Linked DNA regions of Homo sapiens: region 1 is linked to region 2. Evidence: read pairs that join two places in POLR2A ChIA-PET (ENCODE). Cell type or tissue: PC-9. All regions are shown on one strand. Each heading gives the region's core, and the rest is flanking DNA. Links, peaks and the distances in the headings are about the cores only.

Region 1 (10,410 bases), core at 1,699-9,698, 330 kb after region 2:
CCTCTGCCATACCTCGGGATCCAGACAGACCAGGCAGCGTGTTAATATTGGTGTTCTGCATGGTGGACCCAAGCTAAAGTGTTGCCTGCAGCCAAGGGCCTGGGCACGGACCATCTTCCATCAGCCCAGGGCCCAGGCACAGGGCCACCAGCTGGGGATGGTGGACACCGTGTCCCCATTCCCAGCCCGGCTCTAGAAGGCACTGTTTTGTGGACTGCGACCCCTGGAGGGTGGGCAGGGCCTGGACAGGCACAGGCGGCGCTGGGTCTCCAGTCGGCAGAAGCGGTTCTGGTTGGACACCCGGGTGGCCATGCCCAGCCCACAGGTGGTCGAGCAGGGTCCCCAGGCCGTGCTCCATTCTGGGCAGGGGACACCAGGGGGCAGGGAAGAGACAAGGCCAGAAAACTGGGGTCCTAGGGGGGAAAGAACAAGAGTTAGCACTGAGCAGCCAGGGCTCAGCAGCTCAATCAACCCACCTGCCAGCGGCCACGGCAATCTTGGTCAAATGGCTCAGCCTCTCTGCATCTCAGTTTCTTGTTATGTAAATTTCTTAACAGTGGATGGCATTGAATAAAATAATGGGCATGAAGTGCCTAGCACAGTACCTGGTACTTGTAAGATTTCCATAAATATTAGTTATTTGGCAACCAGAGTGTGTTGGTCACGATGGTCCCTCAGTGAACCATGGTTTTCTCGTCTCTTTGGATAAACAGCATTTTACAGGCAGGGGGTGCCCAGCCTGTGTGGAGTGGTGCTTTGGCCCAGTGGCAAGGATGCTAAAGATTCCAGGATTCTTGTGCCAGGAACAAGATGGCAGGTTCACCATGGTCTAGCTTTTTCTCTGCTCCAAGTCTCCCTCTGTGAGTATTTTGGTGTCCTTCCTTCTAGTCTTACACTAGAAGTCCTCAACTAGGGTAATTTTGCCTCCCAGGAAAGGTTTGGCAATATCTGGAGACAGTTTTGGTGATCACAACTGGGGGGATGCTACTGGTATCTAGTGAGTAGAAGTCAGGAATGCTGCTAAGCACCCTGCAGTGCACAGGAAAACCCCCCCAACAAATAATTACTTGCCCCAATTGTCACTAGTGCTGACGTTGAGAAACCCTGATTTCTACCCACATGTGTGTGCTGTGTATGCATGTGTATGTGTAGATATACCTGTATACGTGCATAGGGACACACTTAGTTGAGATCGAGTTGGAAATACACCTTCTTATCCTGCTTTTATCCATAAGGTGAACTCACTGGTGTTTTCCTATGTATTTAAATGGATATATCATATTCCATCACAGGGATAATAACGGCTACCTCTGATATAGTACCATGTGCCAGGCACTGCTACAGCTGCTTAACTTGAACAAACTCAAGTAGTTCTCACAACGCTATGAAGTGGATGCTCTTATTGTCCCCATTTTACAGCTGGAGAAACTGAGACACAGAGAAGTTAAGCAACTTTCTCAGAGTCACACAGCAAAAAGGGGATGGCGGGGCTGTTGCAGATGCCGTGCACCTGACCCATAACACGTGACTACCTCTTGTGGGTGGCAGCAGCATTTATGAAATCAATCCTCCTCTTTTCAGTTGCCTTTTTTAGAAAGTCACATTCATGTGATAATTTTCAAAAAGCAACACAGCAACAACAAAAATCTCTAAAATTGAAGATTTATAGTGGGACGGTGGGAGGTAACTGTCTTTTCTCCATCTCTAGCCCACCCCCGGCCCACATTCCAGAGCAGCCACTTTGCCTCGTTCAGTTTTGAGTTCCTTTTTTAGTAAGCCCAAATAATAATAAATTACTAAATATATTAATATGTATCAATATATTATAAATACGATAATATTATATATTCTAAGAGCTTAGCTCTATTATATCTCTGAAATGTGAGAATTTGGTTCACATACCCTAACCCACCTTTCCTCTCCCGGCTCTGTCACCCAGTTTTTATTTTTAATTATTTATGGTTTTAAATTACACATCTCAAAGGCAGTGGCTTTTTGTTTATTGGTTTTAAAGAGGGAGGCCTGGTGACCCTCCACTCCTCTTTCTTTTTTCCTCTTTTTGAGATGAAGTTTCGTGCTTGTCGGCCAGGCTGGAGTGCAGTGGTGTGATCTGGGCTCACTGCAACCTCTGCCTCCCGGGTTCAAGCGATTCTCCTGCCTCAGCCTCCCAAGTAGCTGGGACTACAGATGCCCGCCACCATGCTAGGCTAATTTTTGAATTTTTAGTAGAGACGGGGTTTTCCTATGTCAGCCAGGCTGGTTTCGAATTCCTAACCTCAGGTGATCCGCCCGTCTTGGCCTCCCAACGTACTGGGATTACAAGGGTGAACCACAGCGCCCGGCCCTCCACTCCTCTTTCTTATCTCCCTCCTCAGCCTCCGCCCCTCCCAGCTTCTGATGTGTCCCTGGGTCCTGGTACCCAGGAAGCCGCCCCCCACCCCACCCCCTAGGTGGCCCTTGGCGCCCCCAGGCAGTCCTGCCCTGACCTGGACCACCGCTGCGCTCACCTTGGGCTGGAAGGGGCTGGGTCCCCAGTCCCCCTCCTTGGCCGCACACCCACTCAGGGCAGCACTTGCCCAGGACCTCGACCCTCCTGGGGTGGGGGCAGTCCCAGCTGGGCAGCCGCACATCCTCGCTGCACAGCGGCACGCAGGTGAAGCCGCCGTCCTCGCAGCGGCAGCGGATGCTGCAGTGGGGCTGGAAGGTCTCCCCTTCCCGATACAGGCGGCCGTTCACCTCACAGCTGCTGTCGTCCTCTGCCACTGCGGAGGAAAAACCGCACCCCCATCGGTGACCCGCAAAGCGGCACAGCCTTCTCTGCAGAGCTGCCCAGATCCCGCTGCCTGAGGCAGCTGCCTCACAGTAGCTGGGCCCTGCCCAGGGCTCCAGCCCAGGATATGCACCTCTCCCCAGCCCTCCACCAGCCTGCTGGGGCACCCTGGATCCCGGCACAGGGATTGCAAGAAGACAGGCCTGGATTGACCCCCCAAACTCTGCCCTTTCTTAGCTGTGAACCTGGGCCAAGTGATTTCACTTCTTCTTGCCTCAGTTTCCACATTTGCAAGCTGGGATATAATGGTACTTATTTTCCAGGGTGGTAGAGACTACTCGGAATGATAGGCGTAATGATCACAACATAAAAGAGACCTTCCATAGGTCCTAGCTACTCTGTTATTATCATTAGTATAGTTACTATATATTAATAAAGTTTAAGTATTCTATACACGCTGAGATTTCATGCAACAAAGTCGTTGTCCACTTGTGCTGTCATCACTGTCAGGTCAGGGCTTAACTTGCTGGCTGTGTGTCTTTGAGTAAGTTACTTAACTTCTCTGAGTGGCCTGAACTACAGCAATGATGAGCTCAGTAATCGTAACTTCAGGTTCCATGGGATGACATGTCCGTACCCTCTAGCACACAGTGCTAGGCATGGCCTAGGTGCTCAGGGAACACTCTTTCAATGAAGCCCTCAAGATATGGGTGTTATTGCCACTTCCTCCACTGGACATGAACTCCTTGAGGGCTGGGGCGGCCAGTGTGCGTCTCTGCACCCTCCGGTGGGCTCAGAGCCTAGGTGCGACACACAGTACTGTAGGAATGCCCCTTCAGTGAATAGCTGGCATAAGCCTTGGCACATGAGAGACCCTGATAAAATAGCCCTACTCCTTATCATTCCAGAGATATTTACTGTTTCCCGCCTGTGTGCCAACCACTGTGCTCCCAGACAGAAAGAGGACAGTTCCTGCCTTGAGGGACTCATGGGCTTGGGAAAGGGGGACGGGTGTGAGGGCATCATCTCCAAGACAGAATGAAGTAAGAGCGCTGGTGAAGCGTGTGAGCTGCTCAGGAAGTGCAGACGGGAAACAGCGTGTGTGTGAGACCTGGGTGGCCACTGAGCTACGTCTGGGGAAAGGACTCATTAGCAAACAAGTTCTCCCAGATCTTCTGAGAAAACCTTCCAGTAGGTCTGTACACACACAGGGGTTTCAGAACCAAAACCACACATACTTAGGTTCCAACTCTGGCTCCCACTTGTGGGGCCTGGGGCAAGTTATTTTGCCTCTCTGAGCCTTGGTACCCGGCTCACAGGGCTGCTGGGGGATTAGATGAGCTAGGGGACTTACAGCATTTTGCCCCAAGCCTGGCACATAGCAGATGCTCAATAAACAGGAGAGGGTTATGCTTCCACGTAGCATCTGCTATGTGCCAGGCTTGGGGCAAAATGCTGTAAGTCCCCTAGCTCATCTAATCCTCCAGCAGGGAAGGCCTTGCTGAGAAATAATGCTGGTAGAGGGAACAGCCAGTGCAAAGGCCCTGAGGCACGAGTGTGCCTGGGGTATTTAAGGAACAGCAAGGGGCCAATGTGGCTGGAGCAGAGAGCAGGAGGAGAGGAGGTCAGAGAGGAAGCATGAACAGGATCCTGTTGGGGCCTTGTAGGCCACTGTGGGGACTTTGGCTTTTCCTCTGAGATGGGAAGCCACCAGAAGGCTTGGGGCAGAGGAGGGAGGTGATCTGGCTTATGACTTCCCAGGAGCTCTCTGACTGCTGTGTTGTGAATAGACCAGGGGCAACGACAGAAGGAGGGAGATGATTATGGGGCTACTGCAAAATCCAGGCCAATGATGACGGGGCTCAGACCAGAAGGGATGGGAGTGTCGGATGCTGGAAATACACGATGAATTTGCTGGTGGGTGGTATGTGGGAGGTGAGAAAAGAGAGATGTCTAGACCGGCTGTGGTGGCTCATACCTATAATCCCAGCACTTAGGGAGGCCGAGGCGGGTGGATCACTTGAGGTCAGGAGTTCCAGACCAGCCTGGCCAACATGGTGAAACCCCGTCTCTACTGAAATACTAAAATACAAAAATTAGCGAGGCATGGTGGTATGTGTCTGTAATCCCAGCTACTTGGGAGGCTGAGGCGTGAGAATCGCTTGAACGCAAGAGATGGGGTTACAGTGAGCTGAGATCCTGCCACTGCACACCAGCCTGGGTGAAAGAGTGAGACTCCATCTCAAAAAAAAAAAAAAAAAAAAGAGAGAGAGATAGAGAGACCTCTAGAACGACTCCCAGGTCTTGAGTCTGAGCCATGAGAAGGATGGAGGTGCTCTCAACAGACTGGGGAGGCCGTTCTGGGGGGCGGAAGATCAGGATCCCGGCATTGGATGCGCTGTTATCACGATGGTGAATCTGCAGCACATCTCACAGCTCAGAGTTGGCCCTTAGAGAAGAGCGTTCAACGAGTAAGTGATGGGAGAGGTTTTTGGCAGTATGTTCCCTGCAAAGCCCTAGACTGAGCCTTTGTGATGTCTTAGCTGGACTCTTTGGGGTTCACCAGTTCCCGGCCTCTAAATTCAGTTTAAATCATTAAACACTGTTGAGCACCCATCATGTTGACAGACCAAGGTGGGAAGTTGCAGGAAGGACCAGGGACCCAAGTACGCCTTTGGCCTGCAGGTGTTTGAAGTCTGAATTAAGATGGAATAAGAAAAATCCCTTAATACAGTTATTAACAATCACAGCCTATGTACTAATCAACTGCTGCATGTCAGGCAGTTGAGCAATGGAGCTTGTGGAGCCAGCTCCCTGAGTTCAAATCTCAGCTCTGCCGCTTATGAGCTGTGTGACCTTGGGCAAGTTGCTTAGCCTCTCTGTACCCCTTTTTTCCATTTATAAGAGAAGGGTACCTACCTCATGTGGTTGTGAGATTAAATGAGTTTATATTTGTGAAACCCTCAGTGTCTTACACGTGGTAAGGGCTGTGCAAGTGTAAAATAAACTCTGTGGGTGCTGTTTACACGTGTCACAGCAAATGTAAATAACAGCTTTGTAAGCGAAGTGTTACTTATCTCAATTGTTCTTCAGATACATTTTCATAAGCAATCATCCCTCAGTCAGTGTAACGAATCACCCTCCTTATCCTTACAGTACTTGTAAATAAAGCATTTCACATGGAGTTATTACTTTTTTTTTTTTTTTTTTTTTTTTTTGGAGATAGGGTTTGGTCTGTTGCCCGGGCTGGAATGTAGTGGCGCAACCATGGCTCACTGCAGCCTCAAACACCCAGGCTCAAGCGAGCCTCTCACCTCAGCCTCTCAAGTAGCTGGGACCACAGGCATGTGCCACCACACCCGGCTAATTTTTTTTTTTTTTTTTTGATAGAGAGAGGATCTTACTATGTTGCCAAGGCTGGACTAGAACTCCTGGGCTCAAGTGGTCGTCCCGCCTCAGTCTCCCAAACTGATAGGATTATAGGCATGAGTCACTGTGCCTGGCCTGTTGTTTTTTAACAAGGCTTTTCCTACAGATGAATTCATTATCAATGATTCATGAGCTTCTCTCTCTCTCTCTTTCGTTCTTATTTTTATAAAAGTGTGACATGCACATAGATGAAAGAGGCAAATTGTTCTACAAGGCTTATTATTAAAAAAGAAAAAAGAAGAACAATCTCTTGCCTCTTTGCATTTCTCTAAAGTGATGGTTCCCAACTGGAGATTTTGCCCCCTGGGGAAATTTGGCACTGTCTGAAGACAGACTGTCATGACTTGGGGGATGGGGAGTGCTGCTGGCATACAGTGGGTGGAGTTCGGGGATGCTGCTAGAAGTCTTACCATGCACAGGACAGCCCTCCCACAACAACTAATTCTCTGGCACCCAGTCACTGGAGCCAGCTTGCAAAGCCCTGCCCCGAAGCATCAGAGAATACCAAGGCCTAGAAGAGTGGTGAGGAATGTCACATGCTCGGGTGACTGCTGAATACATGGCAAACCCAGGATCCCAGCAGTGCTCCGAGGGCCCCCACTATGGGAGAAGACAGAATAAACTGTTCCTTAGAGCCCGTTGGATCTGGTCCCGTGCCGTGTGACATGAAGCATGTCCCTTAATGCTGGTGAACCTGTTTCCTCATTCATAAAATAGGTCTGAAAGTACTTCCCATCATAGGGTTATTGTGAGGATGATGTGACTTGTGTAGTAAGTGCTTAGCACAGTTCTGGACACATATTATGCCCTAAAAGGTTGCACTTTTATTTTCCCCAAAGTGTTGTAAGGATCCTGAGAAGGGAGTGGTGGCATCTGGTTTGAAGAATCTGGGGGGGCTTCTCAGGGGAGAAGCTGTTTGAACTTGGCTTTGAAAGTTGGCAATGATTTGGACAGGTAGGGATGGGGAAAGGTTATTGGGGTAGTGAGATGGTTTAAGCAGAGGCCAAGAAGGGAGAGGAGGGAGTGGGGAGTGGGCTTTGGGACACCAAGTTCAGCTGGAATGGATGGGATACCTGAAGTGAGCACCCAAGGAGGTAGAGAGAGGAGGGCTGCACTTTGATCCAGGACACCACGGCCTTGACCTCCCGCTCACACCCGCCCCCACTCAGTCCTGCAAACCTGCTTACAGAGGCACAGGGCCCCCCGGCCACCGGGTCCTGCCCCGGGCTGGCAGACCAGGCCCTGGCTGGCGTCGCAGACGTGGAGTTGGTCGCAGGGCTCCCCCAGCCGCCGTGCACATACCCGGCAGCAGCCACAGCCATCCAGCACCAGGGGTACTCCCAGCGGGCATCGGGGAGGTGGCCAGGGGCAGGTACATGGTGTCGGGCACAGCTGGGTACGCACCTGAAGAGACAGAGACCTCACTCAGCCACGGGCTTTCGAGGTGGGCAGTGAGACCCTCACAACCAGCCACTTCTCTGCCAGGCTGGGTAGTGTGGTGTCCACACCTTAGCCTCAGAGCCATGCAGACCTGGCCTCAAAGGCCAGTAGTCCCACAACATGCCCTAAGAGGCAGTATGGCATGTAGTTATGGGCAAGGACTCTGGACTAGAGTTCCAGTTCTTTATTTTTTATTTTTATTTTTGGAGTCAGAGTCTGGCTCTGTTGCCCAGGCTGGAGTGCAGTGGCGCGATCCCAGCCTCACTTCAACCTCCACCTCCTGGGTTCAAGCGACTCTCGTGCCTCAGCCTCCCGAGTAGCTGGGACTACAGGCGCCCACCACCATGCCTGGCAATTTTTGTATTTTTAATAGAGATGGGGTTTCACCATGTTACCCAGGCTGGTCTTGAAATCCTGAGCTCAGGCAATCCGCCCGCCTCGGCCTCCCAAAGTGCTGGGATTATAGGCATGAGCCACTGCACCTGGCTAGACTTCCAGTTCTAATTCTGCCCCTTATTAGCTGAGTGACCTTGAGGAAGTTACTTAAGCATTCTGAGCCTCAGTTTCCTCAAAGTATCTAACTCAGAGGATTGCTCTGAGGAGTACATGAAATGCTGCACAGCAAACCCTCAGCACAGGGCCTGGCATGCAGTAGGCGCTCACTGCACTTAGCTTTGATGATCCTTGTTGTTAATGGTGGCAGAGGGCTCAGCCCCAGCCCTCTGGGAGCTTACAGAAAGGCAAAAGCAACAAGTCAAGGATGAAAATGGTAGGGTCTGGTACATTTTCCAGCATACGGATACTTATCTTAGGACTGAATAAATTGAACCATATCATGGATGTTTTTGGCCTTTCGATCCATTCAGCATGTGTCCCAGCTCTGGAGGTACATCACATCAGCCAGGAGACTTGGGAAAATACAGACCCCCAACCCACTCTGGGGCTTACAAAATCAGAAGTCCCAGAGTCAGGGACCTGGAATCTTTATTTTTAATAAGCTGTCCAGTGGCTTCTGAAGCTCAGCTAGGTTTTCAGCACCTCTGCCCCAGTCTAACCTCCTCCCCCTGCCAGGTACGGATGGGGAAACTGAGCTCCAGAGAGGGACAGGAACTTAGCACACGTCAGTGTGTTCGATTCAGGGCTGGGAGCGTCCCCGGTCCTGCTTCCCAAGTGAGGACTCAGGGACACGGGATGGGGGTAGACTGTGTCCGTAAGCCAGGGACCCACTCCCCAGAGACAGGATCAGGGTATCAGCCCATGTGGCCTGCCTGACCCTCGCCACCCACATCAGAGAAACAACCAAAGCATACAGCAGGTGCCGTGAGCTCCCTGTCTGCCCATTTGAAGGTGGGGACCAAGAAGGAAGTATAATTCAAGATGCTTCCAGTGGCCCCATCTTTGGGGGGCCAAGTTTGAGTTTAGTAGGATCCTTAGGGGATGAGGGTTTCATCTAGAGGAATGGAGGCTTGCAGTTTATAATGATGGAATTAATGACCTCATATCTCCTGTGCAGCCCCAAAGCAGGCAATGACCCCTTTGCTCTGCCTCACCCTCTGCCCCGCCCAGTGCCCCCACTACCCACAATCCTGCAAACCTGCTTTCAGTTCCCGGCAACTCCCACGCCGGCCACTAGGAGCCATTGCAAACTGGCTGACCAGCCTCTGGTGGGGGCCACAAAGTAGGAGGCGATCACAGCCCCCACTGAGACAGCACTGAGTAGCAGATGGACACACGGAGCTAGGTGTCTGGCTGCCTCACAAGGGAGTGGATCCCATCGCTGCAGGCTGTTCAGATTCTAGAGACGATGGCCTAGCCTCGCCCCTCAAGGTGTGGTCTGAACTAGCAGCAGCAGCGTCATCTAGGAGCTTGTCAGAGAGGCAGCATCTGGAGCCCCTCTATAAATCCGAAGCTGAATTTTTATATAATAAATCCGAATCTGCATTTTCTTTTCTTTTTCTTTCTTTTTTTTTTTTTTCTTTTTTGAGATGGAGTCTTGCTCTGTCACCTAGGCTGGAGTGCAGTGGCACGATCTCGACTCACTGCAACCTTCGCCTCCCAGGTTCAAGCAATTCTTGGGAGGCCTCAGCCTCCCAAGTAGCTAGGATTACAGGTGCATGCCACCATGCCCAGCTAATTTTTTGTATTTTTAGTAGAGACGGGGTTTCACCATGCTGGCCAGGCTGGTCTCAAACTCCTGACCTCATGATCCACCCACCTCGGCCTCCCAAAGTGCTGGGATTACAGGCATGAGCCACCACGCCCAGCCCGAATCTGCATTTTCATAAATCCACAGGTGATTCACATAGAAACGGTCTAGGCTTTTGGGTTCCCTTCTAAGTCAGAGGTTCAGCTCCCTTGGCTTGTGGGCAATGGAGGGAGGACTGTCAGAAATGACTCTCAGGTCCCTCCCACCTGAAAACAGGAGTGCCAGGAAATAGACCAGCAGCTGTGCACCTTGGCTCCCACTGTGGACCCCTCTACTGGCCATGCTTGTCAGGGGGCAGGACTCTGTAGGCCCCGATACCCAGGAGAGGCTATTAATGATATCAACTATTCTAGTGTACAATTATCTCATGTGATACCATATGTATGTCATGTGCCAAGTGCTGTTGTCTCATTTACCCCTCCAATGTGAGGTGCCATCATTATGCCCATTTTAAAGATGAGAAAACTGGAGCTCAAACCGTGTAGTAACACAGCCAGTAAGAGACAGAATCAGGATTGACATCCAAGTTCAAGTTGACATCCAAGGCCCAAACTCAAGTTGTCCC
Region 2 (10,410 bases), core at 855-8,854:
TCAAGTGATCCTCCTGCCTCAGCCTCTTGAGTAGCAGGACTACAGGTGGGCACCACCATGCCTGGCTAATTTTTTAATTTTTTGTAGAGACAAGGTCTAGCTACATTGGTCAGGCTGGTCTCAAACTCCTGGGCTCGAGGGATCCTCCCGCTTTGGCCTCTCAAAGTGCTAGGATTACAGATGTGAGCCCCGCACCTGGCCAGGAGTCTGCACTTTTAATGAAATGTCACCCAACATCTACTACTATTGGCTAAGTGCTTTCACACTCATTTTCTCAGCTAAACAGAGAGAGAATGAAGCACGGACAGCAGTAAAGCCTATATGCGGGGCAGCATTAGCATACAGAGAACCCACGATTTAGTCACTTGCCTTGGTAACAATGAACTGGCAAATTTTCCTAAACCCAAGTTACCATAGTACTAAGTAGTTAGGGGAAAGAGATGGTGGCTTTCTCTATCTGCAAAACGGAAAATCCAGACAATCCCAACTAACTTTTGCTAAAGTTCCTGTGAGAAGTAATCAAAATTTCATGGATAGAGGTTCCCTGGGGACAAATTTTGGCTGAAAAAAAAAACAAAAAACAAAAAAAAACTACTATCTTTACACACAGCTTTGAGCAATGATTTGAACTACTTCCAACTTGTGGAATTCCCTCTTCTCAGAAATGACTGCAGGTAGTCAAGCAAATGTGAGATGATGCCTCTTGTTGGAAATATAGCAAGAGCTGGAAAATATGTCCTTTAAGACCCTTTTCAATTCTGAAAGTTTATCATTCTCTGATACAGTGTTGGAACAGATGATTGAGAGAGACAATGGCTTCTAGGAATTCAAGACATGCCCATCTGTCACCTGTGCTTACAGTGAAGCCACACAGAAGTTAACTATGGAACAGTCCTTCCTAGGGCCTAAGGTGCTAGGATACTTATTGCAGTTCTTAGGCTCCATTTCTGAGCCAGTCTGGACTCAGCTCTTTTTCTCACCATGTAGTTGAGATTAAAATTATCCTGTAGTTTAATATCAGAGAATAAATGGCCACAAGAATGAACGCTAAAGAAGAAGCCTGCCAAGCAGCCATGGATCAAGCAGTCTCCGAACCAAACAAAGGAAATGAAAAACAGTCTCAGGCTCACACAGGCTGATACTGTTTTAAGCAACCTCTTGAGGTCAAAAACCGCAGGCATTTAAGTCCTGCTCTCAAAGCCATTTCAATAACTGAGTTAAAAACCCAGCTCAAATCAGCTAGCACGATCCACCAGCAGAACCAGGCTACTGTGGTTCTGAGACAAAGATGACATTCATTTACCATGTGGTTTCTCAGAAAGCGTATCTACACAGCAGGTTTCCCTGGCAATTTTGGATACATATGTCTTTTCCAGACTGCTGTTCTTGGCTAGTTTTCTGAAAGAAAAGAGCACAAAATCTCATTATATTCCAAAGCACAAATAAATTCAGTCTCAACATACTTTAAACCAAGCTTTACAGGAAAAATAAGAAGTTGAAACAAAAATAGTGTACCCTGTCAAGAACAATTTAGGATAGTCTTCTCACCAGAAACTGCTCGACAGGACTACTTCAGTAAAAAGCCATTAACAGGCAGTGCTGTTGACCTTGGCTAGCTACTGGGCATTCACATGGCACTGCCGGGTCAGAAACCTAAACACCAAACATAGTCTCCATTCATCTTTCTTCTAGCACAGAAGAAAAGAAACTCATCAGAAAAAGTTTAAAAAGCAGAGCATGGAGATTGTCCAGAAAGGTGGTGGCAAGAGTCTGAGAGCGCAGGTGCTGATGGTTAAAACCCCAGCTTAATTCACACACTCAACAGGCAAAAAAATGCAACAATAAAAACAATCACAAAGACTCAATCCCCAAACCTCCTGTTGACAAGAAAAAAGCCTGGCTTAATATATTAGAACGACCTGAAAACAACCCAACTCCAACCAAAAAAGCCCCAAATGTTAAATGCCAAGTAAAAAGAGGATGATTAAATCAATCAAAAGAATGTAATGTGATGGGCTACTATGTGACCCTTAAAAATGATTTCACAAGTGTTTTTAATGATATGAGAAAATGTTTAAGATATGTTAAGTGAAAAAAAATCAAGATTTATTATGCATGCAGAATGATCTCAGCTGTGTAAAATAATATCTAAGTATTAAAAAACTGGAAGGAAATGTTAAAATGTAATTATTATTGCTGGGGGGGGTGGAAGAGTTGTAAGAGACATTTTCTTCTTTAAGCTTTTCTTCAGTCTCTAAACTTTCTATAATGAGTGTGTTTTTACAACTAGAAGGTTAACAAAATAGCATTGTAACATTATAGAAGAGCAAACCAACACCAAAAAAGAAGAAAATAATAACATTTATTAAGTGCTTATTGCAGGCCAGCAGTAAGGACCATTGTCCTAAAGGTGCTTTACGTGCATTACAGGTTTAGTATCCCTTATCCAAGATGCCTGGGACCAGAAGTGTTTTGGATTTTGGATTTTTGGATTTGGGATTACGCAACCTGCATCTCATTTGATACTCACGACAGCCCTATGAAAGAGGTATGACTTTACCATGTTTGACAGATAAGACAATCAAGGGTTAGACAGGTGGCATAATAGGTGGAGAAGATAGGCTATGAGCCCTAACAGAATAACTCCAGTGGTTTTAACCACTATATGCCTCTCAACCACAATGGCATAATCTGTCTCCCTGCCTGCAAGCCTGACCTAAACATAAGCCTCAATGACAAAATCTACTTTAGAAGGCACTATAATAATTTAGGATAGTGTGACTGCCAAGGTACTAAGATACTCAGATAAATATTCAAAAGAGGAACTAAAACACCTCTAATGAAGCTATAAAAAGAATCCATGTGATAGAGCAATGCATCGCTGCAGTTGAAAACATACCAGCACAACAAATCAACCCACAGCTAAATCCCACTATACAAGAGAAGCTAGTAATAACTGTCAAAGAAAGACCCCTGGTAACCACTTATTGAACTACCATGAAAAAAGGAACTCACTAAAAGATACAATAACAATGAGCTAGACAGTAAGGATTTGAATTTGTCTCCCAAAAAGCCCCCTAGCAACAAGAGGCCTGGACCATCAAAGGCTAGAGAAAAGAAAGAAACTAAAGAGAAAAATAAAAAGCATTGTACTTGATGCCAAATTATATAAAATACAACCAGCACAGAAGGACCACCTTACTTTTCTTTCAGTCTAGCACTAAAGGCCTTTTGGTTAGAAACAATCAATTTTGCTTGGCAAAAAAAGGATCAAGACATAGAAGTACTTTGGATCAAATTCTGTAGAATCAGCCTATTTGAGATGCATTAAGGTTAATGCCAAAACCAATACGGTGTTCTGTTCACAGTTTCTTTCTAGAGGTTTTAAAAGCCGAAAAACATTAAAACTCAGAGTTTGAAGTGGAAAGTTTCTATCTGTAAAAACAAGCCACTTTTAGGTACTATAAGCTATTAAGATTTGGTAATTCTAAATTAATTATGTATTTTTTAAACCCTTGGTTGTTAGAAAAATATAAAGCTCGATTGCTACCTTACTCTTAACACCAAGACAAATACATGATAGATTAAATATTGAGAAAGAAAAAATAATAAAACATTCTAAAACAAAGTAAGGGTTAATATTTTTGTAATCTTAGAATGTGAAAAACTTTCCCAAAGATGACATAAAATTCCAGAAACCACAAGAAAAAGCTAATAAATCAAAATATATAAAAATTTAAATGTCTGAAGTTAGATACCATATACAAAGCTTTAAAAGATATTCTAGCAGAATATCTTTACCACATATGTTAAAAGGTTCATAACCTGACTTGATAGCTGAAGAAGTCTTTAAAATCAATAAAGAAAATAAGAATTCCATGGAAAATTCAGTAAATAATATAAAGCAACAATTCACATACCAAAAACGATAGGGAAATTTAACAATATGTATCAAAATTTCAAATTTGTGAACAGTTTGACCCAATAATTCTACTGCAGGAATTAATTCTAAGGGCGTACCATGCAAAGATGTTATTAAAGCAATATTTATTAATATTAAAAAGCTGAAGGCTACCTAAATGACCATCAGCTGGAGACTGGTTAAATCAGAGATCACAAACACAAATGTTTTGAGAGACTGGCAAAGACAACAGAAATAAACTCAACAGTCTGCTCATAAAACAAAAACAGGAAGTGATGGGGTCTGTGAAGAGCTGGAGAACTCAGACCCATTTCAGTAGTTCAAAGTATAAAAATTACATGTGCCACAGGCCAAACTGGCTCCCCCTTTCCCAGTCCCCACACACCCCCAGAGTGAGATGTGTAATCTGTAGCCATGGCACGAGCACTGCTGACTGTTCTCTCTGCAGCCAGCCTAGGAAGATCCCCTTACTCTGAATGCTCGTCTGTTCTATCACATTTGAGTAGATACAAAGGAGCTCATTGATGTGGCCAAACGGATTCTCAGGATTAACAAAACCTTAAAGGTCATCTAGTCTAACTTGAAGCTTTCCTTGAGGCTGCAGTCATTCAGACGTTTAGGCCCAGGTGAACAGTGTAGAGAGGGGAGGGGAAGGAAGTGGAAAGTGATGGAGTACAAAGCCAGAAGTCAGGGAATGAGGACTACACTTGGCTTTCCTGTGGGATTTTCATTTTCCACAACAACAAAATTGAGATGGGAGGAGAAGTGGTGAGAATTCTTAAAAAGCTGAAATCCTGTGCATCACATATTTTCTGTATCACTGTACGTAAAACTCCATTAACCGAATACCAGGAACTCAAGCATTATTCTAATATGAAGTGCTGAATTCACAGTACCATTGTTAAACATCCGTTTAGCAATGAACTCTGGGCAGCTGTTACCCTCACTGACCAAGCTGGCAAAGGGAAGAGTTCCACAGATAATGTGACAGATTGTATATGGTATTTTTACTGCAAGATCTTAATTCATCCCAGGAACTGTTTTAAAAGAATAGTTGTAGTTTATAATTGCAGTCTCAGCAGCACTTCCAAAAGTGGAAAACCTCCACTTGAAATTGGAATGGAACATTTCTTCCCAATGTGTGAAAATAACTTTATGCTTGGTCCTGCATATCTAGGAATAAGAGCACTTGGGAGGGGGTAGAAAATTTCCTGACTTTACCTCATTTTTAATAGCACTACATTAAGATTTATTAAACTAGATGCATCCATGTCTAAAGAACAGTTTTTGCTGTGTATTTTCTCCTAAGTAAAGGGCAAATGGAAGTGACTAGTGGGTCTATAAAGTAGATTCAAGTTTGCTCTCCCTCCAGCTGCTGGCCACCCTCTGATCCAATGCTCTGCAATGTGAACTCTGCTTGATGAAAGGGTACCCTCGGCAGCTGATGGATCCCATACAGCTCTCTCTGTCTCTCTCTGTCTCTTTCATACATACGCACATACATTTACTTGAGCTATTTTACATTAACAAATGTACCATCAGGAAAAAACTGTTTTGAAAAAAAAAACATCAATGTGGGAACTGTCCAGGACCTATAGCCTCCAGGCAGGCACAGAAGGGAAGCAATCAGAGAAAACACAAAAGGTCTATCAGTGTTTTAGTGAGTATCCTTGATATTTAAACCCTAGGAACAAGAAAGTCATAACAGAATTAAGCTCACCCTAGGAACAAGAAAGTCATAACAGAATTAAGCTCATCTTAGGTATAAAATAAATATCATGGCTGGGCATGGTGGCTCACGCCTGTAATTCCAGCACTTTGGGAGGCCGAGGCGGATGGATCACCTGAGGTCAGGAGTTCGAGGCCAGCCTGGCCAACATGGTGAAACCCCGTCTCTACTAAAAATACAAAAATTAGCCGGGCATGGTGGCGGGAGGCTGAGGCAGGAGAACCACCTGAACGCAGGAGGCAGAGGTTGCAGTGAGCCAAGACCACGCCACTGCACTCCAGCCTGGGCAACAGAGCAACACTCCGTCTCAAAAAAAAAAAATCACAAAGCAAACAATGTGTGAACTAGCAGGGCCTGCAACAAAAGTGTGAAATAAGTGTAGGTCTTCCTCTTACCTTCCTTTTTTAGGGCAGCCCACCTCAGTATCTTTCCCTTTTCCAGTAGTTCATCCATGTCTCCCACCCTAAGTGTTACACATGTAAATAAAATTTACTGAATGCCTACTCTGTGTCAGATACTCTGCTAAGCACTTTAAAAGCATTTTTAAATTAATCTTCTCAATAACTCAGAAGTAAATATGATTAGTATCTTCATTTTAGGTTGGGTGAGAAGCCTAGAGTTACTGGTCCCATAAATAATGAAACCAGCAATGGATCCAAGTCTATCTGCTCTTGGTCAGTATATCAGACTGCCTTCTATGCTCATGTTGGCGTCCTGGGTGTCCTAAGCATTTCTCTGCTTTTAAAAGAACAGGAAAAGAACCTTATATATACTGAGCATCTTTTACACACTTTACACAAGCTCTTTATTTTAGGCTCACATGATCCCTATGAGAGAGACGCATTAGCTGCATTTTTTAAATTGGCAAACAAAGACCAAGAGAGTTTGAGGGCTCTTGAAGGCTTAATCTTACCTTTAGCAGACAAAGAAACAGAGTCCCAGAAAGGTTAGGTGGCTTACTTAAGGACACAAAGCTAGTTACAGTCAGAGCTGAGACCTGATTCCCAACCCACTGCTCTTCTTCACTATAAATAAGCCATCACTCTAAAAGGAACCCACATATTAATAATAGATTAGGAATGCCAGGCACTTTGCTAAATGCTTTATGCTTTATCCAATTCGATCAAGGGAATTCCCAACACTGTATTTCCAATCAATGTTTTTTACTACAGTTTTACCAAAGAAGCAGGGAAGAAATCTAAATTCCACATCTATGAAATTATAGTCCAATTAACATATTCCTATACACATAGATGAATGGATATTACAAAAAGAAAATCTGAAGAAATTTAAAAAGATTTCCAAAGAGTGCACAATGGGCCCAAATAACATAATCAAATAACACATTCTGAGCACCTGCATGCTATGGCAATTCGCTAAGGGCTGCACATGTTAGAGAAAGAAAAGATGCAGCATCTGAATTAGATGAATGTTTACCATCGGCACATATATAACCATTCTCACACAAACAAACGTGCGTTATTCTGAGAAAAATAATGGTCTATCTTTTATTAATCATGCACCAAGGGTGGGACAGGTCACCTAGCATCTCTTGTCACCTAGCGCCTCAAAGCCTCTCTGTCAAATAAGTGGGAATAAGATCTATAAGATCTACCATGTGAGGATATTATGAAAAGAAGATGGTATAAAACATTTACAGGGACCTAACACACAACAAGCATTCAATAACTGCTATTTTCATCATTTCCTTGTCAAAATCCAAAATGTAGTTAGTCTTAAGAGACCAAGTGTGTCTGCCAATAAAATTTAAAATTAGACAAGATAATGAGCAACCAATATGAAGATTACTAAAAATATTCATTATCTAACACTGGAGTAAGAAAAGCAAATTAGGCTGGGCGTGGTAGCTCACACCTGTAATCCCAGCACTTTGGGAGGCCGAGGCGGGCAGATCACGAGGTCAGGAGTTCAAGACCAGCCTGGCCAACATGGTGAAACCCTGTCTCTACTAAAAATACAAAAATTAGCCAGATGTGGTGGCAGGTGCCTGTAATCCCAGCTACTCAGGAGGCTGAGGCAGGAGAATTGCTTGAATCCAGGAGGCGGAGGTTGCAGTGAGCCGAGATCACGCCACTGCACTCCAGCCTAGGTGACAGAGCAAGGCTTCATCTCGGAAAAAAAATAAATAAATAAATTTAAAAAAAAAAAGAAAAGCAAATTAGCAGAAAAGCCCATACTGATTAGACAATAGATAACAGAGTAGAAGAGAAGAAAAATTCAGGAACAAGTGCCTGAATGAGACTGACAAGCACACTGTGACAGAGATATAACCAGAAAATATATCAAATATTTCCTGTATCCATTAAGATTCCTCCACAATAGATACCTTTGTTTTCAGAGGTTATATTTGCTTTTTTTTTTTTTTCCTTTTAGTTTTGAGATAGGGTCTCATTCTGTTACCCAGGCTACAGTGCAGTGCCACAGTCATGGCTTGCTGCAGCCTCAACTTCCTGGGCTCAAACGATCCTTCTGCCTCAGCCTCCTGAGTAGCTGGGACTACAGGTACGCACCACCACACTTAGCCAATTTTTCTTTTTTTTTTTTTTGTAGATACAGGGTATTGCTATGTAGCCCAAGCTAGTCATGAACTCCTGACCTCAAGCAATCCTCCTGCCTTGGCCTCCCAAAGGGCTGGGATTGCACCTGGCGAAAACCAAAAATGTTCTTAAAATAATAATGCCTTTTTAGTTAGAATGACATTTTCTGGCTAGGTGCGGTGGCTCAGGCCTATAATCCCAGCACTTTGGGAGGCGGAGGCAGGCGGATCACCTGAGGTCAGGAGTTTGTGACTGGCCCGGCCAACATGGTGAAACCCCATCTCTACTAAAAATACAAAAATTAGCCAGGCATGGTGGCATGCACCTGTAATGTCAGCTACTCAGCAGGCTGAGGCAGGAGAATCATTTGAACCCGGGAGGCAGAGGTTGCAGTGAGCCGAGATTGGGCCACTGCACTCCAGCCTGGGCGACAGAGCGAGACTCCTTCTCAAAAAAACAAACGAACAAACAAAAAAAAAAGACACTTTCTGACAATAGCAAAATTACTGTACAACCCATAATTAGAAAGTAAATAAGAAAGAACAGCAAAAGAAAGTACAAATTAAATTGCTCCAATAAGAATTGTTTGCATAAACAATTAATGAAATACAAAGCTTGTCAATCTGCATTGTGTTCTCAATAAGCATGAAAAAAAACACTGTGAGTTAATAATAAATACTCCTCTAATGTCACGAAATTCCCAGGAAGATGCAATAAACCTGAAATCATTCTTCCTGGTTACTGTAGTCCCTATCACATGTTATTTGAAAGAAGATTCTTTTTCCTGGTTTATAACATTGGGTATTTAATATGTAAGCATAGTTTTTGTTTTTGTTTTCATGTGAGAAAACACACACACTTATGAATTAACGCAGACAGGAAGCCACTTAGGGGTCTGGGTTCCAGACCTGATTCTGGCACCAAGTAGGAAAGATGCCTTTGTAAAATGTCTCTGGGCTCCAGTTCCTCAAACTATAAGAGGATAAGAAACCCCACCCTGCTACCTCACAGAAACACTGTAAGCATTGCCAAACAAAAGAACAAACTATGAATGCATCTTTAACTATATTAAATGCTACCTAGATCTAAAGTGATAATGTTACTATCATCAGCAAACGGAGTCATACCAGAAATCCAGGCTTAACTGCTCCTTTGTCTTCCTCACTTCTGAATTATTTGTCATCATTCAAAGAGTTAATTTTTTTATAATAGTAAAATAAAATGTGAAATAAAAATAAGTGATAATACTTAATACACAATGAACCGAAAATAAACATCAACGGCCTTATAATTCTTGGCTAATAAAATTCTACCAAAGTTTTGAAAGTAAACTTAGTTCAAATAACCCAATGTATATTTCATTTGATCCTTTCTCCAACTCTGTGGGAAAAGCAGGATAGGTACTATTATGTTTAATTTTTACAGATCACAAACTAAAATTCAAAGAGGAGGGTGACTCACCCAAGGTCCCAGCTAAAGCCTGGGCCATTCACCCTTCTTCTTATGTAATGTAATGTTCATTCTACTGGTCTGTGTTACAAGTTTTCCCTATTTTCAAACAAACTCACTTCACACAATGTCAAATTTCTAAAGTGATTCAGTAACTTTTTTCTTTTTTTTGAGACACGATCTTGCTCTGTTGCCCAGACTGGAGTGTAGTGGCACAATCACGGCTCACTGCAAACCATATACTCCCGGGTTCAAGCAAGCCTCCCACCTCAACCACCTGAGTAGCTGGGACCACAGGCACATGCCACCCTACCTGGCTTTTTAAAATGTGCTTTTATTTTTTGTAGAGATGGGGTCTCACTATGTTGCCCAGACTGGCCTTGAACTCCTGGGCTCAAGCGATCCTGCAACCTCAGCCTCCCAAAAAGCTGGGATTATAGGCATGAGCCACTGGTTCGGTAATTTTATCATTCACCCGGCCTGGTTCAATAATTTTATCATTCATTTTACATAGCCAGCAAGCTCTGCCTTAAGCAAATGCCACACAGGAGATTGTGCACTCAAGAAGTGAAAGGGCGGCATCTATTGGTAGAAGTGTGTTACTGTAAGGGAAGTAGTTTCAGAGCTTCAAGATTTGAAAATTTCCGTTAACCTCAACAGTTCATGATTTGAGAGGTGGGTAGAAAGAAACACTGTATTATTGTATAGAGATGTAAGGAAAAGAAAGGAAGAAAGCATTAGGAAGTTCTAAA

The links. ChIA-PET counts read pairs that join two places held together with the same protein. Peaks named below come from ENCODE experiments on the same cell type or tissue, not always from the same donor. Only the 100,000 strongest peaks of a DNase experiment are listed, where the experiment ranks them.
Region 1: POLR2A ChIA-PET joins it to region 2 with 25 read pairs; 3 of 35 experiments call an interaction of 5 or more read pairs at or near these places.

Annotation. Positions count from the first base shown.
Region 1 is chr20:44,717,090-44,727,499 of GRCh38, reverse strand. CCN5 (cellular communication network factor 5) reads right to left here. Exons shown (of 4, transcript NM_003881.4): 2 at 7,387-7,603; 3 at 2,508-2,762; 4 at 1-413. The coding sequence ends at 193. The region is part of intron 3 of KCNK15-AS1 (KCNK15 and WISP2 antisense RNA 1); the gene reads left to right. Among named protein-coding and RNA genes, the nearest start is that of CCN5, 6.9 kb to the right of the region's middle. RefSeq lists an enhancer at 266-791. In PC-9, for the core only: a CTCF peak has its summit at 9,320; DNase peaks (open chromatin) are centred at 6,299 and 6,629; H3K27ac peaks cover 1,748 bases.
Region 2 is chr20:45,044,074-45,054,483 of GRCh38, reverse strand. The region is part of intron 10 of STK4 (serine/threonine kinase 4); the gene reads right to left. Among named protein-coding and RNA genes, the nearest start is that of KCNS1, 52 kb to the left of the region's middle. RefSeq lists a silencer at 2,585-2,654. In PC-9, for the core only: no CTCF peak of the experiment used is centred there; no DNase peak of the experiment used is centred there.